Linked DNA regions of Mus musculus: region 2 is linked to region 1. Evidence: chromatin loops called from intact Hi-C (ENCODE). Cell type or tissue: heart. All regions are shown on one strand.

Region 1 (8,000 bases):
TATGGGGAAATGCTTCATTTGCCTCATTATGCGGATAAGCCATTATTTTGGCTAACTTATGATTTGCCTCATATAACTTTAAAACCTTCTCCTTTTCTATGCCGTACCATCCCTACAAATGGTCAAGGTGTGTGCCAGGTGGTTGCACACACATTTAATCCTGGCACAGGAGGTAGAGGCAGGCAGATATCTTCAAAGGAAGTCTCTAACCCAGCCAGGATGGATGGATGGATGGATGGATGGATGGATGGATGGATGGACTGTCTCAAAGGACTCTATCTGAAAGATAGATGGATAGATAGATTAGATGGATGGATGGATGGATGGATGGATGGATGGATAGATAGATAGATAGATAGACGGATGGGTAGATAGATAGATAATAAATCAAGGTGTTAAGGTTATGTATAAAATCCTGGTATCTGAATAAGACTATGTGTTGGCTTACAGAAGCTGGGTCCTGGTTGACCATCAGTATAACATCTACCTCTATAGAGAGGGTGTGCTTCGAACTGCTTCAGAACCATATCATGTTGATAATTTCCAAGATAAGACCTGCCATCTGACCAATCACTGCATTCAGAAAGAGTACTCAAAGAACTATGGGAAATACGAAGAAGGGAATGAAATGTTCTTCGAAGAGTTCAATCAGTACCTAACCAGCGCTCTGAACATCACCTTAGAAAGTAGCATTTTGCTGCAAATCAAACACATAATAAGGTAAGTTCGTTGTACCCCTCGGGTTTATGTTTCCCCTTGAAGGCACTTGGGGTGTTTACACCTTTTGGGAGATTGTCCTCCTTAAGCTGTCTGATTTATGGGCAGAGAACATTTGTAATTGTCCTGTATTTTCACTTTACAGTCTGTAGAATATATCTGTGAGAACATCACTTCATTTCTTCTCGGTTTTGGTAATTCACATCTTCTCTCTAGTTTACTTGGATAGATTAAATCTTTTTTAAAAGATCAACTTTGGCTCTTATCGACCATCTTCTCTGTTTCTCCTCATTTTTGTTATCTCCTCCTGTCCTTTGAGAAATTTAATTTGTCTTTCTTCCACTAGTTATTTAAGGTGAACGTTTGGATAATCGATTTGAGGCTAATACAAAATTATAAACTTATTTAAAAGTAAAGAAGAAAGACAGACAGACAGACAAACACAACAACAAACCATGCAATGTCTCAACTTTTCTTCTGCTTTCCACAGATTATATGGGGCTATATTTATATTTCTATCGTATCAAAATCTTTTTATTTTCCTTGATGCTTACATCCTGCCAGTGTGATTTAAAATATTTTGCTTATTGCCCACATGTTGGTAGATTTTTCTTTCTTTTTTTTTTTTTTTTTTTTTTCCGAGACAGGGTTTCTCTGTGTAGCCCTGGCTGTCCTTGAACTCACAAATGCACCTGCCTCTACTTCCCAAGTGCTGGGATTAAAGGCGTGTGCCAACATACCCGGCCAATAGATTTTTCTTAATTCCACTATGGCCATCGGGGCATTGTTTGGTTTCACTTTTTTTTTTTTTTTTAAACATTTTTTTTAAAGATTTATTTATTTATTATATGTAAGTACACTGTAGCTGTCTTCAGACACTCCAGAAGAGGGTCTCAGGTCTCATTACAGATGGTTGTGAGCCACCATGTGGTTGCTGGGATTTGAACTCTGGACCTTCGTAAGAACAGTCGGGTGCTCTTACCCACTGAGCCATCTCACCAGCCCCTTGGTTTCACTTTTATGTTGATATCCATTTATATTTTCAGGTGTGGATATGTGTGCTCACACGTGTATGTGTAGGTTCCTGTGCACGTGTGTGAGTTCACATGTGTGCTTGAATGGGTGGAGCCCAGCCTGCACCTTCTATACTGAGGTCTCCCACTTGAACCCAGAGCATACTGATTCAACTGCTCTAGCAGGGCAGCTAGCTCTAGGGACCCTGTGTGCGTATCTTATATTTAATAGTCATCGTGTATTTGTGTTTACCTGCTCCTGACTAAAAGTTCGCTTCTATTGTCTTTTTTCCTTTTGATTCGTTTCTTAGTATACCTAGGAGTAGCATTTTACCGCCAGTACTCTTTATTGTAGGTTACGAAATCTTGTAATTTTTAAAAATGAAGTATACTGCACTGACGTATGACTCAGTGAATTCTGAGTTCTGCTCATAGGCACCTAACCTTGAAACAAATAATGATCTAAGGTATTTAAGCAAACTTCCTCTTTTTTTTTTTTTGCATTGGCAGCACAATTCCAGTTTGGTCTGAGTCAAGGGAAACAAAGTCTAAGGAACCCTCTGAGACTGCTGAGGGTGACAGTGGGAAGCTGTGCCTACTGCCTGTGCCAGCCCAAAGTACTGACAGCCCCATTGAATTAAAAAAAAAAAAAAGATTTATTGGGCTGGAAAGGTGGCTCAGAGGTTAAGAGCACTGCTCTACCAGAGGTCCTGAGTTCAATTCCCAGCAACCACATGGGGTGACTCACAACCATCTGTAATGGGATCTGATATCCTCTTCTGGCCTGCAGTCAGATAATGCAAGCAGAACACTATATACATAATAAATAAATAAATCTTAAAAACAAACAAAACAAAAAAGAAGAGCAGTCAGTGCTCTCAACCCTGGGCCATCTCTCCAGCTCAGGCAAACTCCTTTTAACCCAGTATCTGGTGAGCTAAATCAGTAGGGGTTGAGGGCTTCAGCTAGCCTGGGCTATAGGATGAGACCATGCCCCCAAAATAAGTAAGTAAATTTATATAATGAGACCCTGCCCCCAAATAAGTAAAAATACATATGTAAATAAATAAATTTATATTTTAAGACCCTGTCCCCAAAATAAATAAATGAATAAATTTATATAATGAAACTCTGCCTCCAAAATAAGTAAATAGGAAGGAAGGAAGGAAGGAAGGAAGGAAGGAAGAAAGGAAAAAAGAAAGAAAGAAAGAAAATAAGAAAGAAAATAAATCCAGCATCCTCAGAGAGTCCTTTTAGCTCCCTTAAAATATGATTCCTTGACAAAGGTAGCCTTTCCTTCCCATGTTTATGTCTATAGAGTTATGGGTGCTCATTTTAAATGAAATTACTTATGGCTCCTGTTTTAAGTTCAGCTCTTGTTGACACCATATTGCTATATTTATCTGCAAAGCACTAGTTTCTTTCTTTATTACTATGTGTTATTCCATTATGTGACTATTACAAACTGTGTGCCTTCAGCAGTTGATAGACATCTGGGTTTTATGCCTTGTATTTTATTTTTGCTCAGCCGGGCGTGGTGGTGCATGCCTTTAATCCCAGCACTCGGGAGGCAGAGGCAGACGGATTTCTGAGTTCGAGGCCAGCCTGGTCTACAGAGTGAGTTTCAGGACAGCCAGAGCTATACAGAGAAACCCTGTCTCAAACAACAACAACAACAACAACAACAACAACAACAACAACAACCACCACCTATTTTTGCTCATCTTTCATTTTGTTTTCCTTCTTGTTTCTTACGTTTCAGACCTATACTTTAGTTATAGATTTAGTTATAGGTCTGGTAATTATAGGATGGTTAGAATTCCTACAAGAGAAAATAAAATATGCAGAAGGAATCCCCACTCTAGGAGCCTTTTATTGGGCACTTTTGCGCCCCCTGCTGGCTGTTACCTGAAGTGCAGGGGTGCTCTCCTGAATGATGCTCACAACCATCAGGTTCTCTTTTTCCCCAGCCAACCTCCTGCTGGCTCCCACTATAGTCAAAAAAAGGTGCACTGCCTGCAGCTTCAGTCAATGAAAGCCCTTACTCATCCTGACCTCCTAGCAGATAAAAGGTGTGGTGTGTGGGTCAGATTGCACCACTTGCCTTTTTAGCCTTTCCTGTTGTTTCCCCTTTCACTAAACTTCTGACTTTTAAAAATTATGTTTTAGGGAGCTGGAGAGATGGCTCAGTGATTAAGAGCACTGACTGCTCTTCCAGAGGTCCTGAGTTCAATTCCCAGCAACCACATGGTGGCTCACAACCATCTGTAATGGGATCTGATGCACTCTTCTGGTGTGTCGGAAGATAGCTACAGTGTACTCGTATACATAAAATAAATAATTCCTTTTAGAAAATTACATTGTTTAAATATAGTTTAATCAAAACACTTTTAAATGAGCAAGGTGTGGTGGTGTGTTTATCAATCTTGAGGCACCAGAATCGAGGAGAGTGGAACAGACACGTGGGCAGATTTACATCTCATGCTACAGTCAGCTCTTTTCAGCACGTCAGACAATTTATACTGTGAGGGTTGAGAAGAGTCACCTGAATAGAGTGTATGAAAGACCCACAATGTGAGGACTCCCCCACGTTCTGACTCAGGAGAGGCGACACCCCGAATCACTCACGAGAAACGGTCTTGCTGCAAACTGCAAGAGGACTTTTATTCAAGAGCGCTCTTGGGCCTACAGTCATACACCACGCAGGGGTAGAGGACAGTAGCGCCCCGAGTAGCTGGGTAAGGGGGTATTTAAAGGAAGAAACCACAACTCAAGGAGGTGGGGAGGGCATTGTTGGAAAATACCAAAAATACCAGTTAAGAGTCACAAGGAAGTGCAAAGTCACAAGAGTCACAAGGGATACCAGGTAATTGTGGGGGTTATTTCTCAAGACAGTTTCTAAGAGCCCCTAACAAAAGCACCTTTGCATAGTGGGTTCCAGCAATGGTCAGGGTGGGTCAGGGTGACTTTCTTTGAGTGAACACTCCATGAACCCAGGAAGAGGGTGGATGGAGGAATGTCGCTATCTGTTTTATGATTAGCATACCTTGGAGCATTGAGTCACAGAGGTCACATTCTCAAGCCTGGGTCTAAAGGCCTAGAATTTTGCTTTTACCTTATACTTTTTCATGTACAGTCACAAGGACAAGTCGCACGAGGGGAAAACATGCTTTTCCATAGAGGCATATAAACAAATAACAATAGCCAGATGTAACGTATAATCTAATGTAAACTCACTCCTATCTGCTACACCTGGGAGAAGCAGGAAACCATAGTCCAAGAATACTCGTGGGTTTTGAGTAAATTGAGACTCTTGTCTTCTTGGTGTTTTCTCACAAGCCCTCAGAATTCTCCTCGATGAGTCCATTCTTGGATATCTTTAATCCCAGCACTTGGAAGGAAGAGGCAGGTGGATCTCTGAGTTTGAAGCCAGCCTTGTCCACATAGAGAGTTCCAGGCAACCAGAGCTACATGAGATTCTGTAGCCAAAACAATGACAAAGAACAAAAGCAAAAAACTTCGCTTAAAGTACTTTTTCATAGAGAAAACGCTTTAAAATGTTTAATAGAGTGTTCTTTCTTACCTCTCCCATGCCTGGTTTTGTTTGTGAGGTTTTGTTTGTTTGTTAGGCAGGGTTTCTCTGTGTAGTCCTAGCTGACTTGAAACTCACTCTATAGACCAAGCTGGCCTCAGACTCAGAGACCCACCTGCCTCTGTCACCCTGAGTGCTGTTGGGTTTTTTTGTTTTATTTTGTTTTGGTTTTTTTAAAAATTTTTTTTCATTTGTCTGTGTATCCCATGTGTGTGCAGTTGCTGGCTAAGGCCAGGAAAGGGCATTATGTCTCTTGGAGCCAGAGTTAACAGGTTGCTGTAAGCTGCCCCAGTATGGCTGCTAGGAACTGTACCTGGGTCCTCTAGAGGAACAACAAGCACTCTTATCTGCTGAGCTGTCTCTCCAGCTCATTGTTTGTTTTGAGATAAAAAAAATTTACATAATCCAGATTGTCCTTGAACTCAAGATTCCTTCTTCCTCAGCCTCTTGAGTGCCAGGGTCACAGATGTGCCATTAGACATGGGTTATCAGCAGGTGTTGGTGCTACAAAATGAAACTATATGGTGGCACTTTCATACATGCTGATAACGTACTATGGCTATACTCACCCTGTCCCCATTTCCCCACCTTACTAGTCTTTTTAACTCCTAAGTAATATATGTGTGTTTATTGGCATCAATGGTAAAGAATCAATGGTGTGCTAGTTCATAAGAACAATGTTTATTAAATTTATTAAATGATGCCTAGATCTGGTTGTGGAGACACAATGTTTGCTGAAGGAGGCAGAGGCAGGGGGATCATGAGTTCAAGGCCAGCCTGGGCTGCATACACATTTAGCTGGGCCTGGTGGCATAGGCCTTTAATCCCAGTATTAGGGAGCCAGAGGCAGGAGGATCTCTGTAGAGTTCGAGGTCTATTTGTGAGTTTCTGGACAGTCAGCACTACTTAGAGGTCACATTGAATATCTTATCTCTATGAACAGTCTAAATGCTAGGTGGGAGTAGCTACTATTTCTCCTGACTTTGTAGATAAGGAAACAAAGCTGGCTTAGGAAATTCATTTGAAAATGTAGTAGTATACATCTATAACCCTCTGGAGTCATCTGAGGGTTGCCATCAAGTTCAAGATAAACCTGGTGAGTACTAGGCCAGCCAGGGCTATATAGCCAGACCAGACCTCAAAAACAAATGTCTAAGACTGTGGCCTGTTTTTAGACAAGATTGGGCATGTTGAGGGTAGTGTGACAATAGACCTGGCCTGTCTTTAGACCTCCTCTGTTTCTTCAGTATGCTTGAAGTCTCAATGTTTACTCCTTTCTGTGTTATTAAACTTTTTTAATTAAAAAAAAAAGTAGTTGGTGCTAACAAGAATTCTGTCATAGATTTCAATATTTAATTTGAATACTTGTAAATGTTCCATTAGCAGTAGTTGGCAGAAAATCTGGAGCTAGCAAGAGAAATCAATGCTGCCCAGAATTCTCTTTTTTTATGTATATTTTTATTTTATGTATATGAATACACTGTAGCTGTCTTCAGACACACCAGAAGAGGACACTGGATCCCATCACAGATGGTTGTGAGCCTCCATGTGGTTTCTGGGAATTGAACTCAGGACCTCTGGAAGAGCAGCCAGTGCTCTTAACTGCTGAGCCATCTCTCCAGCCCCCATGCCCAGCATTCTCTCTGCAACTTCTGCTTTACCAAGTGCCAGTCTACTCTTCACATGTCAAAATACATGAATGTAGTCTAGGGTGATGGCTTGGTTGATAAAGTCATTTCAGCATGAGGACCCAGTTCATCCCCAGCACGCATGTCTAATAGAGCCTCGTGTGGTGGCTTGGAACCCAAGCACTGGGGATGCAGAGACAAGCAGATATCTGGGGCTCACTGGCCATTGGTAATTCTCACAAACAGCAGCAGCAACAGCTAGTGACATCTGCACTGATGGAGATTCATAGTGACTTGGTACTGAATTGCCTGTAGTGGGGCCTGAGCTAGCAGCTTTGACCTGGAACAGGGGCGATTGTATGCATACCTAACAATTCGTTTGATGAGTAGCCTTCTCTTGAATAATCTGTTGGTAAATTCATCAATTTAAAAAGACTATTAAGTTGAAGCCGATTCCTATGCACACTTGGTATAGGATCTTCTGATCGGCATAGCCTTATGTGTTCCTTCCTCCTCCCAGGAGCTGCCTCATGAGTGTGGAGCCCGCCATCAGCACCAAACACCTCCCTTACCAGAGCTTCCAGCTCCTCGGCTTTGACTTCATGGTGGACGAGGAGCTGAAGGTCTGGCTCATTGAAGTCAACGGCGCCCCAGCGTGTGCCCAGTAAGCCCAAACCCTTTGCCTGTGTTGACGACCAGAAGTTGGGTGTACACCTTGGGTAATCTGACAGGTTCAAGCATGGACCTTTGGTTGCTGTCAGGAAAACGTTGTCACAGTGAGGGGAGTCCTTTAGTAGACATGATCAACATGGCAGCCCTGCCTGGTGGGAGGGGCTTAGCTGAGCCATTTCCCTGTGGTTCTGTGCTACCAGGGTTTCAATTAAAACTAAGCTGGGTATAGTAGGTTAGACCTGTAATCTTAGTACTAGAGAGGCTGAGACAGGAGGATCACTGTGGGTTCAAGGCCATACTGGATTATACAGTAAGCCTGTGCCCAAGATGTTTGAATGAGATCCTGCCCGCAAATAACAATAAAAATAACACCACCAC
Region 2 (8,000 bases), 220 kb before region 1:
GGGGCCAACCAGCCTAGCCTATTTGGCAAGTCCCAGACCAATGAGAGCTCCTGTGTCCAAAGAAAAAGGTGTCCAGTACTTTAATAATGACACAGGAGTATGTCTCTGATCTACATGGATAGAATATTAGTAAAAATTAAGATTCAACTTTCTTCTTCTTCCTTTGCAGTCTTGCTTTCACCTCCCAAGTAATGTTACTATAGGTGAGTGCTTCCAGTGGCTTATGCAGTGCTGAAGATCCAATTCAAGTTTCACTAACATCAATCAAGGATTCTACCAACTGCGCTACACCCTCGGTTCCTAGAACAGTTTCTTTCATTAAAAAAACTGTGTTTGTCCTTGCCCCCAGAGGAGCAGGTGTGGAAGAAGGGCTTCTCTGGGTTCATGGATTGAGTCCAGCATGGTGGAGAAGACTTGGAGCTCATCTGGCTTCTGCTTTCCCACCTCTTCCTCAGTCCAGGCCCCCAGCCAAGGGGATGGTGCCACCCACATTCAAAAACTGTCATCTCGGGGAACGCCAGGGCCAAAGGGGGGGAGTGGGTGGGTAGGGGAGTGGGGGTGGGTGGGTAAGGGGGACTTTTGGTATAGCATTGGAAATGTAAATGAGCTAAATACCTAATAAAAAATGGAAAAAAAAAAAAAAAAACAAAAACTGTCATCTCTCCTAATTAAAACTCTCTGGGCACACTCTCTTTGCCAAGCCTAGGAGGTGTGTCTCCTACGTGATTTCAAACCCAGTCAAGCTGACAAAGGAGATTAGCTCCCACATTGTTTCATTCTCTTCCTCTTAGAAATCTGGTGTGTCTCAGCTTTATGATTGGGGAAGGGGTAAAAGGAGAAAAAAGAGGGCTTGCTCACATCCGCCCAGCCTCTAGTGTCCACTATGGAACCAGAACCGCTAAGAGTGCTTGGAAGTTGCCATGTAAATACGGGGTAGATTAAAAGTCAAAATAAATAGCCGCTCCGAATAGAATGAAAGCTTTCATTCACAGGAGAGGCAAGCCCAGCCAGGAAACGGGTGGCTCTCTCATAGCCAGCAGACACATTGGAGACTGACACAGAAACCCACCATCTCTAAGGGCTACCCTGGTTTGGCAGCTGTCCTTTCCTCTCTACCTGGACAGTGACATGCAGTGTTCTGACTGGGTCTCTCAGCAAGACTTTCAAAGCACAAGGACATGGACTTTGCTCGATGCAATGGATGGGAGGAAACAGCTCCGTGGTATTTGTTGGATAGCCAATCCTTGGGTGGCCGGTAGGTCCCATGCCCAGTGCCCAGTGCTCCATGCTTTCCAGGGAACTGGCTATGGTCATATTTTAAACTCCTTCCTCAGTATGGTAGTGTGATGAGATGTCACCTTAGGATATTTCTGAATTAGATAACTATAGTGTCCTTACAAAAGAGACCTCATGCTGCTGCTGGTGGCACATGTCTTTAATCCTATCACTTGGGAGGCAGAAGCAGGAGGATCTCTGAATTCAAGGGCAGCCGGTCTACAGACCAAGTTCCAGTACAGCCAGAGCTACATAAAGAAACCCTGTCTCCCCCACCACCACCACCACCACCACCCCACGCCGGAATCCTTATCGATCTCCTGTCTGTTCCCACAAGTGAGGATGAAGTAAACTTTACGGACATCAGTTCTGCCTGTGGATGCCTTGATCTTGAACCTAGCTTGCAGAGCCTCGCGGCACACATTGTATTGTTTGTACACTGCCTAGTCTGGAGTACTTTGTTATAGCATCTCTAACAGGCCAAGAGAGGACTCTCGGCTTGCCTTCTGCTTTCCATCTAAAGCAGCTCAGAACCATTCCATACAGAAGAGTGAGCTTCACAAAATGTCCTTGCAGGGAGAACTAAATTACGTTTTCCAGGAGTAGAGAGGTCCGAGACATCTGGTTCACTCATAGCCTGAGTACAGGAACCTCAATTCCATGCCTGTCACAGGGCTGTTACCTAACTAGACCCCAGGCGTGTTCTGTAGCTGGGCCTTTACTTTAAACCCTTGGGAAACAGACGGAAAACTAGAAGGAAGGCTGTAGACTCTTCGTCACGGAGCATGTGCCCTACTTAGTCACTGAGCATGCGCCCTCCTAACCTAGTCACTGAGCATGCGCCCTCTTAACTTAGTCACTGAGCACGCGCCTTCCAAAAGCCCTAGGGAGAATTGATTTAAAAACTGGCAGAGTTGTCCAAAGGGTGACTTAGTCTAACTCAGAGCCCTTTAAACTTCTTGCTCTCAGTCTCTTTTCACTGAGAAATATTTCTGCAACCTTAGGAATTCAGGCACATGAAGAAGTGTACAGATCAAACACGTACTGGTAATAAATCATAAATTTATTTTAAAGTAATTATTTGCTATAAATATAATTTTATCCTTTATTAAAATTAAAGGAAATTTGATATGCTTTATTAATTTTTACATGAAGAATTAAATCTTGGCTGAATATTTGATATTGAAGAATAAGAAGCAGTTTTGACTTTTTTCCCCCCCTAAATTGATTGTTTGGTTATAAAATTGTCACACGGAGCACACCACCTCATATAAGTAAGTAGTACAAAGTAGCAAAAAACTTAGCGTGTACAGTAAAACCACTTCATTTCGTAACATAAGTTAGTCTGAGATCTGAGCCAAGTGTCCTAGGTGTGTGTGTGTGTGTGTGTGTGTGTGTGTGTGCGTGTGTGATCATTCCCGTGGTGCCCCTGGACATCTGACCAGTAGCAGTTATGGAGACCAAGGATACCTTGGATTCATTATATTTGATTTTGAATTAATTTTTGGTTTCGTGCCTCACCATTTGCTAAAATCAGTAACTCAGCTCCCATTTTTTTCGGCCCACGGTTTAAGAAGAGACGGTCTAACCTGGTCCAATTTATGAAGGCCATCTTTCTGCCATACTAACCCTGTTCTCTGTTGTCCTAGAGGAAGATGTCCTTATGTGGGCTTTGAAGTGGGACAGTCCTAAATTTGGCTCATCAATCAGCCGCGTGTAGTTGGCAGGGGCCTAGGTCTCTCCCGGCGGGCAGTGGGGACTGCGGACAGTGGGGCAGCCCAGGGTGGACACTGGCCACCCTTGGTCGCGAGGCGTCGCACCCGTTCTTTTCCCAGAGCAGAGGATTGGGCGAGCTCCCAGGCGCATTCCAGGCTCCACAGCTCCTCCTCTCTCGCCTCCGCCACAGGGCTGGCGCCTCCCCGCGTCGTCGGGACAGTCCCGTGCAGGCGGCTGCGGACTAGTGGCCTTGGAAGCTGCAAGGGACCCGCGCACTGCGGCCAGAGAACAGCGACCTGCCTTCCCCAGCAGCAAGGCTGTGAGTGGCAAGATGGGACCGGGCTCACAGCGCGCGCTTTTCCTCCTCTTGCTGCTCCTCGCCAGCCCCGGAGCGCGGGCTTTCCAGGTCAGTGTCCCCCGCAGTGCGTCTTGGAGTCCCGCTTCCCAAGGAGGTAGCGCCGAGGCCAGGGCATGCCATGCTCCACTCCTGTGCTGGAGTTGGGACTTGGAGCGGAGTCTAGGGCTGGGGTTTGGTTGATGGAGAGAGGAGCGGGGTCCTCCATCTGTCATTGCAGGCGACCTGGGCTGCTGCAGCCCAACGGGAGAAGGTGGCTCCGCGTGGGAATCGCCAGCCCGGGAAAGTTACCCAAGGATTTCTGAGACACTGGTCTTTTGTGGGTCTTGGTGAGAACACCTGGCCGCCCAATTCTGTTAGAGAATGTTCGTGCTCTCCAAACCCAACATTTACGTTTCTAACTGAAATATTCTTGCTGCCACCACACCCTAACCACTCTCAGAAATTCTTACCAGTGGCCTGATGGATCCTCAGGTGGTCCTATCCTGAGCACCCGAAGCCTCAGAGTTGCAATTATATTTTCTTACACACCCATATGAACAGCAGGGTCTTTTCTTTTCTTTTCTTTCCCTTTCCCTTTCTCTCTTTCTCTCCTTCTCTCCTTCTCTCCTTCTTTCTCTCTCTCTCTCTCTCTCTCTCTCTCTCTCTCTCTCTCTCTCCCTCGCTCCCCCTCCCTCCCTCCCTTCCTTCCTTCTTTCCTTCCTTTCTTTCTTTCTCTTTTTTTTTTGACATTTACGTCTCCAAATCCCACTGGATTTATTTGCTTGGCTAGATTTTATAACAATAACAACAACAACAACAATAAGTATTATTATTATTATTTTATTAACCATTGGAAACTGACTTTTAAAATTGAGACTGTAAATAAAAATGTATTTGAGAGACTTTGTATTGTCAGGTTCAGGTCAGCTTCCATCAAACGCGTGTCAGCAGACAGAGGTCCCTCAACGAGAGTCCTGAAGCAGCTTCTTCAACCATGCCAACAGCAGCATAAACAGCTGCAGGATGTGCAGGGAGGCTGGGTGCCTGCTGAGTGTCCAGATCCTTCTTTAAGACCACCCAGTCAGGAAGAAGTGGTATAAATTCCCTCTCTGACTGGACTCTGACCTGATCTTTGTCCATGCTCCATGTTCTGGGGCTAAATTGCTGTGCACTGGCAAGTTTCCCCGGGGATACTGAGAAGTCCCCTGGGGTGCAGCAAGGCTTTCCGAGCCTGGAGAATTTGGTTTAGATCAGACCTGCTCCTGTTAGTGCGGAAGGTAATGAGTGGGAGTCACAGGAAGTTGCTCAACAGCCAAATGGCCAGGACCCAGCCTGGGGCTACTGTGAGCCCACCCACCAGAGCAATGGGATCTCCCTAGTTTTGCAGATTACAAAGCCAAACCAAACCTTCACCCCATGCCCAGTGCCAGAAGCACAGAAGATACATCTCCACTGGGCTCCCCCATCCCAGGCTGCAAAGGGGCAGGGCATGAGAAGAGTAGACGTTCCGGAGACCAATCATCTCGTGATAGTGGGTGGGCATCTGTCCCACGGGGCGAGGTGGGAAATAGTGAGATTAGGGCAACTGGTAATCTGGTGCAGAGGCAGCACTGAGCTTGCCTCACTTTGAACATGCTCTTGCGACACTAAGATCCAATCCCTGCCGTGCCCTGGCCAGGCTTTCTCAGCCCCTCGACGCCAAGCATAGCCTTCTTTATCTGCAAAACATTTGTAGGTGAAACCAGAGGAGGCTAAAGGACCAGACACCCATGTTTGCTCTAGTTAAACTGACCTTCAGCGAATGGTTGGGGCTCCCCCATCCTTCCAGCTCCAGGCTGGGAAGCAGAGGAACGAAGCACATTGGAAGCCTGTGTTACCTTCTTCCTTGTCATCCTTCAGAGCTCTGCTCTGAGAATAACATCTTCCCAGAACCGTGCTGACCTCCTGCTCACATAGCTTTTCACTCTGCCTCTGTTTTCCTGCTATGGACCCCTGAAGGGCAGATCAGCACTGGCCAGTGTCAGACAGTCTCTAGGCAGATCTTGGCTATGCATGACAACCCAAGGAACTTCTAGAAATTCTGATGCCAGTTTTACCTCCAATGACTCTGGTTCGGTTAGTCCAGGCTGCACCTCAGGTAGGGCTAATCTCTCTAGAAAAGACACCTGAGACCCAGAGCAATCCCAACTCTCAGAGTCACAAAGTGGAGTCAGTTACAGCCCAAGAAAAGTTTGGGGTCAGAGGAATTCTCAGTGGACACAGTATGGAACTCACAAGGACCTCAAGTAACGTGGTGTACCTGGAGTCTACCAGACAGTATAGACCCCAAGGTTCTCAGATCCATCTGAGATGAGACCTGCTGGCAAGCAGTAAGGATGGAAATTACCCTCCAGATCATCTCTTTTATTTAGGAGATGGGCTAGGATGGGCAAGGGACTTCATTGGCAGAGGCCAGTGGGCCTCCAAGTGGAGCCAGTGTGAGCTGCCCCGGAGAAGCCCTGTCTGGGGTTCCTCTCTGTCTCTAAATGTTCCCACTTTGCTGACTTTTGTGGCACCTAAGAGTGACATTATAGGTGTGTGTCTGTGTGTGTGAGTCTATGCATGCATGTGTCTGTGGATTCACAATTGCCTTGTGTGTGATGAAGGTGAGTGTGCATATATGCGTATGTCATGGTATGTGAGGGAATGTGTGTTAGTATGTGTGTGTGTGTGTGTGTGTGTGTGTGCTAGTGTGTGTATGTGTGTGTTATTTCATGTGTATATGAATGCATGGTTTTGTCTGTGTGTGTTATTTCATTTGTATATGAATGCATGGTTGTGCGTGCACCCATGCCCATGTGTCAAAGTATTTGAGTACTACAGGGTAAGTATGGATGTGCTAGTGAGTGTATCTCTATGTACATATGTCAGAGGACATAACTGTGTTTTCATGTGTACATGTGGGTGGAAGCATGTTTGTAATGGTGGTGCTCTAGTTGACATCTAGTGCTGTGACAAAACACTGAGCAAAACCAGCTTGTTGTTTTTGTATTGCCAAATACTATCTAATGTAGGGACAAGCACACTTTATCAGTTCACCTATAGAACAACGCCTTAGTGTCATTTCTAGAGTTTGCCTATCATGAGCAAACTCTATAAATCATCATGGATCAGAGAAGGGAGCTGGCCAGTAGAGAGAAGCATTTGCTACACAGAGCTGATGCTCTGAGCTTGATCGTTAGAGCACACATAAAAATCTGGATGAGCTACACCACACACACACACACACACACACTTTTTTAAAAGAGCTTTGCATAGATTTTTGCATAATATAAATTTCTTTTCTCCAGTATGAATATGTAGGCGAGGGATTGCTGAATCAAATGGAAAATGAATGTTTAATATTGCAAGGAATTTTCAAACTCGATTTTATAGCTGCTATGCCCCACCAGCTACCTAAGGAGAGACTCAGCTGCTCTGCTTCCTTGCCAATAGTAACATTACTAGGGTTTCACCCCCAAATCATTGCAACAGGTGTCTAGTGCAATCTCTGTAAGACTTGCGTTTGTTTCCCTAACGACTGGCAAATGCTATGGGGTCTTTTCTTGGGTGCTGGTGGCCACATGAATAGTTGAGTCAATCACCTATTCAAGCCATCCTCCTTTTGCTTTTGTTTGTGAGATGGAGGTCACATGTTCAATTTGTAGGTTCCCTTCCCTCCCCAGTAGCCCGGATATAGTCATGGGCTGCCAAGGCCACTTGCCCAATGGATTTGTCTTTATTCTTGTTCAGTTTGGAGCTTTTATTTTTTTTTTTTCAGATTCTAAATACAAGCGAATTAAAAATCTGTTCTCAGTTTGTAGCTTCTTTGAACTGCTTTTTTCTTTTCTTTCAAAGACAATGATCTCATGTAGCCCAGGCTGGCTTCCGGCTAAGACTGGACTTGAAATCCTAAGCCTGACTGTCTCTACCTCTCATGTGCTGTAGTCAGGTGTGCACAGCCACTCCCCACTGGGTGTCTTCTGTAGAGAAAAGTTCAATGAAGTCCTATTCATTGGCCAGAATTTTAGTAATTAAATTTGAGAACCTTTGGCTTAATCCCAAAGACAAAACATTTTCCTTCTGTTTTCCTCTAAAATGTTCATAGCTTTCTACTTTTTACTATGATCCATTTTGAACTTCCTTTAATAGTATGATATTTAAGTGGAAGATCACAGCTTTGCATGGTGATATTCAAATATTCTAATGGTATTTATGGAAACGCTACTAAATTATCATTGAGTTGCCTTAGCAAAGCCTAGCCTCTTATGAACGTGAGATTTTTTTTTCTGCATCAACAGTATACTATCTTTTTTCAAAAACGTCTTTATTCACTTCCGTGTGTGTGTGTGTGTGTGTGTGTGTGTGTGTGTGTGTGCACATGCACACTCATGCATATACTATTAGATATTTACTGAAGGGGAAAGTGAGGTTTTCATCTTTATTATTACTTTTCAAAATTGTTTTGCCTCTTTTAGGTTCTTTGTTTTTTTTTTTCATTAACAGTTTTAGAGTGAGGGCTGTTAGATGCTCAGCAGTTGGCTGCCAAGCCTGACAGTGTGACTTTGATTGGTACCCAAACAGGAGAAGGAGAGAACTGACTCCTAAACCTTGGCCTCTGAGCTCAGCCACACATTGGTGGCACGTGTATGAA

Evidence for each region. A loop is a pair of places that touch in the nucleus more often than their neighbours do. Peaks named below come from ENCODE experiments on the same cell type or tissue, not always from the same donor. Only the 100,000 strongest peaks of a DNase experiment are listed, where the experiment ranks them.
Region 2: a loop joins it to region 1, with 2.3 times the contacts of the local background. A loop is called at or near these places in 2 of 42 quality-filtered maps.

Annotation. Positions count from the first base shown.
Region 1 is chr2:129,081,524-129,089,523 of GRCm38, forward strand. It overlaps Ttl (tubulin tyrosine ligase), which reads left to right. Exons shown (of 7, transcript NM_027192.2): 5 at 451-720; 6 at 7,471-7,614. Among named protein-coding and RNA genes, the nearest start is that of Gm46764, 15 kb to the right of the region's middle. In heart, a CTCF peak has its summit at 3,640 (motif pointing left); no DNase peak of the experiment used is centred here.
Region 2 is chr2:128,860,751-128,868,750 of GRCm38, forward strand. It overlaps Fbln7 (fibulin 7), which reads left to right and starts at 3,182. Exons shown (of 8, transcript NM_024237.4): 1 at 3,182-3,397. The coding sequence starts at 3,323. In heart, a CTCF peak has its summit at 3,077; a DNase peak (open chromatin) is centred at 3,181; H3K4me3 peaks cover 1,016 bases; H3K27ac peaks cover 556 bases; H3K27me3 peaks cover 2,684 bases.